2 separate regions of the Homo sapiens genome follow, and region 1 is linked to region 2. A link is a contact called in ENCODE Hi-C or POLR2A ChIA-PET data. All regions are on one chromosome and are shown on one strand. Each heading gives the region's core, a stretch centred on a gene start or an enhancer-like site at or near the end of the contact. The rest is flanking DNA. Distances are from core to core; before and after follow the strand shown.

The links. Hi-C counts contacts between places; a loop is a spot of excess contacts on that map. ChIA-PET counts read pairs that join two places held with the same protein, here RNA polymerase II (POLR2A). Pooled maps may share reads with other maps.
Region 1: a pooled map shows a loop between it and region 2 (2.7-fold over the local background). The contact joins two enhancer-like sites. A Hi-C loop is called at or near these places in 1 of 50 pooled maps. POLR2A ChIA-PET finds 5 or more read pairs at or near these places in 2 of 52 experiments (activated naive CD8-positive, alpha-beta T cell and naive thymus-derived CD4-positive, alpha-beta T cell).

Annotation. Positions count from the first base shown.
Region 1 is chr10:24,885,738-24,888,916 of GRCh38, reverse strand. The region is part of intron 3 of PRTFDC1 (phosphoribosyl transferase domain containing 1); the gene reads left to right. Among named protein-coding and RNA genes, the nearest start is that of PRTFDC1, 65 kb to the left of the region's middle. RefSeq lists an enhancer at 1,079-1,288. Within about 2 kb of position 1,461, at least 7 of the 41 ENCODE cell types and tissues checked have a DNase peak (open chromatin) inside an H3K27ac peak, as active enhancers do.
Region 2 is chr10:22,650,510-22,653,778 of GRCh38, reverse strand. The region is part of intron 1 of PIP4K2A (phosphatidylinositol-5-phosphate 4-kinase type 2 alpha); the gene reads left to right. Among named protein-coding and RNA genes, the nearest start is that of PIP4K2A, 62 kb to the left of the region's middle. Within about 2 kb of position 2,003, at least 6 of the 41 ENCODE cell types and tissues checked have a DNase peak (open chromatin) inside an H3K27ac peak, as active enhancers do.

The DNA.
Region 1 (3,179 bases), core at 212-2,711, 2.2 Mb before region 2:
AACTGGTTAAGTCAATTATTCCAGCTGATCATAATAATTTCTTTTTCCACATTGCATCTGGAAACCATTGCCTGCTTTTAAGTTTTGCTGTGTTGAGTTATGTAGAGATACCACCACATTATTGATGTATATTATATATTATGTTACTTTATGGCTTACCAAGACCTAAGGGTACATTGATACCTTTTCTTTCTAAGCCCTATCTGACTTTGGTCAGTGATTTGTATAGAAAATGTGAACCCAGTAAATAACATTCTAGTGTTTTTCTGTAAACACTAACAAATTTTAGCTACATGAATGACAGCTACTCATAGAATTAAAAGGCAGCAAAGCTTGGGAGAGTGGAAAACGTATTGGAATAAAAGCTAAGACACTCGGTGCCAGGTCTGGTTTTGTCCTTAATTCACTCCCATGTCCGCTCCCTTCCCTTTTACAGATAATACAAGAGGCAAATTCAATCCAATAGACATTTTATCAAGGGCCTATTGGGTAAAGCACTTTACATATGACATTTAAATTAAACCTCACAACAACCCAAACGGGTAGGTGTCACTGAACTCATTTTCTAGAAGAGAAGACTAGCATCAGGGAGCTTAAGACAGGGGCAGGGCAGGGTCTGAGCCACTCTTTGAGTCCTACACCATGTTCCTTTCTATGTCCAAGGCCCTGTTCAGTACTAAGGAATCTTTAAGGAGATAGGTGTAAAGTCCCTATCCTCGAGCTGCTTTCAAAACAGCAGAAGTGGGCCTGGTGCAGAGGCTCATGCCTGTAATCCCAGCATTTTGGGAGGCCAAGGCATGAGGACCACTTGAGCCCAGAAGTTTGTGACCAACCTGGATGACACAGCAAGACCCTGTCTCTATAGAGATACAAAAATTAGTCATTCCCAGTAACTCAGGAGGCTGAAGCAGGAGGATTGCTTGAGCCCGAGAGTTTGAGACCAGCCTAAGCAATATAGTGAGACCCTGTCTCTACAAAAACTACAAAAATTTAAAATTTAAAAACACAGAAGTGAACAGATGCATATGCAGTGAACAAGGGGTAGCTAATATAACAAGGAAGTAACCAGTGCTGCCTGAACGGGTGCTACATGCAAAGGAAGTGGGTTGGCTGGAGAGATCACTTCTGGCCTACAGTTGTGGTGGGGTGAGGTTCAGGTGATAGTTTATAATGAAAGTGGAACTTAATTTGGATATCTAAGCATGATTATGATTTTGACAGGCAGAGATGTGACAGAGAGCCATGCTGGATAGAGGGTATATTAGTCCGTTCTCATTCTGCTATAAGGACACACCGAGACTGGGTAATTCATAAAGGAAAGAGGTTTGACTCACAGTTCTGCAGGGCTGGGGAGGCCTCAGGAAACTTGCAGTCATGGCAGAAGGGGAAGCGAACACATCCTTCTTCACATGGTGGCAGCAAGGAGAAGTGCAGAGCGAAGGGAGAGGGGGGAAGCCCTTATAAAACCATCAGATCTCGTGAGAACTCACTATGATGAGAACAACATGGAGGTTGTTCTCCATGATAATTGAATCACCATGATTCTCCACCAGGTCCCTCCCATGACACGTGGGGATTATGAGAACTACAGTTTAAGATGAGATTTGAGTGGGGACATGGCCAAACCCTATTAGAAGGAGTATTAACGGCCGGGCGCGGTGGCTCACGCCTGTAATCCCAGCACTTTGGGAGGCCGAGGCGGGTGGATCATGAGGTCAGGAGATCGAGACCATCCTGGCTAACAAGGTGAAACCCCGTCTCTACTAAAAATACAAAAAATTAGCCGGGCGCGGTGGCGGGCGCCTGTAGTCCCAGCTACTCGGGAGGCTGAGGCAGGAGAATGGCGTGAACCCGGGAAGCGGAGCTTGCAGTGAGCCGAGATTGCGCCACTGCAGTCCGCAGTCCGACCTGGGCGACAGAGCGAGACTCCGTCTCAAAAAAAAAAAAAAAAAAAAAAAAAGAAGGAGTATTAACAAGATACAAAGATGTAAAATACAAAGATGGTAAAATGCAGGATACGCACTAGATTTAGCCCACAAGTTGATGTGTGTGGAACATAGACCCTGGCTACTCAAAGGGTGGCCTGTGGACCTGCAGCACCCCCATCACCTGGGAGCTGGTTAGAAATGTGTAAAAAATTAGCTGGGCATGGTGGCACGCACCTGCAATCCCAGTTACTCTGGAGACTGAGGCAGGAGGATCTCTTGAGCCCAGGAATTCGAAGCTGCAGTGAGCTATGATAGCACCGTTGCACTCCAGCTTGGGCAACATAATGAGACCCCGAATGTAAGGGGGTAAAAAAAGAAAGAAACACAGACTCTTAGGCCCCACCCCACACATACAGAATCACAATCTGCACAAGTGATCCATGCACAGTGGAACACACTAGAGTGCAGGTCACACTGAAAGGCAGATTGTGATCAGGCCAATACGGAAGCTGCCGAACCTGTTGGTCAGGTGGAGGCTTTGGAGCAAGATGGGGTCGTATGTGAAATCTCCAGCCTGGCTCCAGCAACATCACTTCCCAGCTGTGGGAACTTGGGCAAAGTTACTTAACCAGGTTACTTAAATTGGGGTGATAACAGTACCTGTTCCTTGTCTCATAATATTTAAAATAGACTTCATTTTTTCAGAGTAGTTTTAGCTTCACAGCAAAGCTGTCTGGGAGGTACAGGATTTCTCATATAGCCCCACATAGACTCCCCGCTTATCAACATCCCCTGCCAGAGTTGAACATTTGTTACAATAAAACCTACATTAACACATCATTATCACCCAAAGTTCGTAGTTTGCATTAGGGTTCACTCTTGGTGATGTATATTCTATGAGTTTAGATCTGTATGATGATATCAATCCACTGGAGTAGTATCATACAAGATAGTTTCACTGCCCTGAAAATCCTGTGTTTTTCCTCTTTCTCCCTGCCTCCCACCTAACCCCTGTTGACCACTGATCTTTTTACTGTCTCCACAGTTTTGCCTTTTCTAGAACGTCATTTAGTTGGAATCTTACAGTGTGTGGCCTTTCAGAATGGCTTCTTTCACTTAGTAATATGCATTTAAGTTTTCTTCATGTCTTTTTATGGCTTGATAGCTCTTATTTGCACTGAATAGTAATACGTTGCATAGATGCATCATAGCTCATTCATCCATTCACCTACTGAAGGACCTCTGGGTTGT
Region 2 (3,269 bases), core at 754-3,253:
CCTCAGCCTCCGAGTAGCTGGGATTACAGTAGAGACAGGATTTCGCCATGCCGGCCAGGCTGGTCTCGAACTCCTGGCCTCAAGTGATCCACCCACCTCAGCCTCCCGAAGTGCTGGGATTACAGGGGTGAGCCACCATGCCCGATCCCAAATCTCCACTAACTTTAGGTGCGTAGGATGGACTGAGCAATTTTGGAAATTCCAAAGCACCAGGGCCCTACCTCCTTTCTTCTGTCTGCCTCCCCTGCCTTCCCAGTGTGCATCTGCTGAATTGAATCATTAAGAGAAAGATTAAGATGAGTGGAAGGTGAGCCTGTTGTTGCTGACAGTTCACTTTCCCCAGTGAAACTGTCAGGAAGACAAAGAGATGTTGAAGTTTTAGAGTAAGTGGCCCAGGGTCTTACGGTATCCTGCAGTGTGACACTGGGTAGAAAGAGGTGGAGGAGAAGGAAGGAAGTGGCCTGGCTTGGCTGTCATGCACTGCCTTCCTTCATTTCCTTACCTCCCACGTACTGCCCCCCACCTGAGGCAAGAGGGGAGGAGTTTTCACCTTTTCCATATCTTCTTCTTTATTCTTTGAAACTATTTTTCTTCTTAGAGTTGTCTTTGGTAGAGTGGCCCTTAACTTAGTGTACAGTATGATTCATACCCCCGGGGGTGGTCCTTTCTCATAAACCCTTCTTTCTTTTTTTTGAGATACTCTGTTGCCCAGACCGGAGTGCAGCAGCACCATCATAGCTCACTGCAACCTCAAACTTACGGGCTCGAGCCATCCTCCCACATCAGCCTCCTGAGCAGCTCAGACTGAAGGTGTGTACCACCACTCTCAGCTTATTTTTGTGGTTTTGTGGAGATGGGGGTCTCATTATGTTACTCAGGCTGGTCTCAAACTACTGGGCTCGAGTGATCCTCAAGCCTCAGCCTCCCAAAGCTCTGGGCTTGTAGGCGTGAGCCACTGCGATGGACCCTTCATAAACGTTTCAAGCAGCATTGAACCAGAACAAGGAGCAGCGTTTTCAGTTGGGAATTCATTGTGTATTTTTCATTAAGAACATAACATTTCTTAACTTAGATGTTTGTGTAACCTGAGTTGCAAGATGAATTTACCACACAGTGACAGACTTTAAATTTTTGGTTTTAATACACATTTGCGTATTTTAAAAGCAAATGTACCTTCAGCCTGTGAAATAATATGCTAGATAATTACAGGTACTTTGACTTCAGTTATGTCTTAGATTTATTATAACTACAGTGTTGATTACTACGAAGACATTGCTTTGCAGAGGGAGATGTCTCAAAATGTCACAATTCAGTGTTTTATTATCAGACAGTTGCTAAAGTGGATAGTTAAAAATTGAGGCCTGGCATGGTGGCTCACACTTGTAATCCCTGTACTTTGGGAGGATGAGGCAGGCGGATCACTTGAGGTCAGGAGTTCAATACCAGCCTGGGCAACATGGTGAAACCCTGTCTCTACTAAAAATACCAAAAAAATAGGCATGGTGGTGCGCACCTGTAGTCCCAGCTACTCGGGAGACTGAGGCAGGAGAATCGCTTGGCTTGAACCTAGGAGGCAGAGGTTGCAGTGAGCCAAGACCATGCCGCTGCACTCCAGCCTGGGTGACAGAGTAAGAGTCTGTCTCAAAAAAAAAAAAATTTGTGTGCAGTTTTTCAGTTATTTCATGACTATTAGTGGTTATTCAACACAAATTAAGCACTGTATCAGTTACAGGGCTCAGTTAAATAATACAGAATCTACAGGAGCTGATTTAGATAGCAAGGCATTAAATGTACTAGTGAGTATTAATAGTGGCTCAGTCTCTGCAAATGCTGAAAAAGCAGCTCTGGATAGTGCTAGCAGGTGGGGAATCATTATTTTATATCCAGATCACTAGTAGCAAGGAAATCTGAGAAATTAATTTTCAGTTCCCCAGCCAAAGCAGCACAGGAAGTCACACAAGCAGTGAGGGGTCGCCCACGCATCTGTCCTTGGCACCCTGCAGCCACTGAGCTGCCTCCCGGGCACCAGCACAGACCTCAGTAGTCGTGGCCTTGCTCTCACCGGTTCCACTGTCCGGGAGACAGATGTCAGATACATCATACAAATACCAATGATGACAACTGCATAAGGCTAAAAGACAGGTTCACAATGCTTAGAAGTAAATAATAAGGGGACAGAGTCTAAAGTGGAGGTGGTGTGGACGCCTAGGAAGTCTCCTGGAGGAAGATGCATCTAAGCTGAGAGCTGGCCAGGAGAAGCAGAGTGAGGGAGTGAGAGAATTCCAGGCAGAGTTGCTGCGTGGGAGGCCCCAGGCTCGCTGGGAGAACAGAGCAAAGGCCGGGGTGATCGGAGTGAAAGGCCACAGGGCATAGAGTTGGGGACAAGGTGGGGTCAGGTAGGGCTTTGAGGTCACCAAAAGGATTTTTCCTAAGAGCAATTGGAAGTCATCTTTTGAGGCTGGGAATAGTGGCAGATGAGTGCTTTTAAACAATCACAGCCGCCTCAATTGGGAGAAAGGCTTGGAGGAGGGACAGAGTGAAAGGCAGGAGACCAGTTAAGGGTCTGCTTGGTGGACAGACTTAGTGAGTCCAGATAGCTGGTGGGGCTTAGGAGGTGGAGAGAAACTAGACATCCACTCATCCAGACTCAGGGCATGGTTTTCTGGCATAATTAACTTTGTGGTAAGAGTGCCTTTTTAGCCCTCTAAATGGAGATGTTAAGAAAGCCATTGGTCGTGGAAGTCTGGAGCTCAGAGAGTGGGTAGGAGCTAGAGCTACAAATCTGGGAGCTGTCACTTCCAGATGAGATTTAAAGTCCGGTGGTGAACCAGGTAGGCTTGAGAGGCCGTGGCCTGAGGTGGCTCGAGCCAGACCACTTGGACATGTAGAAGCAGGCTAGAGCAGGAACAGCCAGCCAGTAAAAGGTAGGGGAAAAAAAAAAACCCAGTAGATTTCCAAAAAGAAGAAACTCTCCATCTAGTTTAGGAAGTAATCTTTTTGTTTGGAAATAGACCATTTCTAGAAAGTATAGAAGTTGGTTCATGTATCTCATCCTGCTAGCAGCTAGGCTGTGCCTGGAGAAGTTAATTTAAAATAAAGAATGAGTTTATCTCTGTTGAGAACATTAACTTTCTTGCTATACCGCGAGTGGCACCTAAGTGAGAGTATATATTGAAGCGAGAAGTCCAGCTTGTTCACAATATCACAGTAAAATTGAGCTCAAATAGGTTCTCTTGTGTATAGAGTGCTCTGTATTTCATGGTGGACTA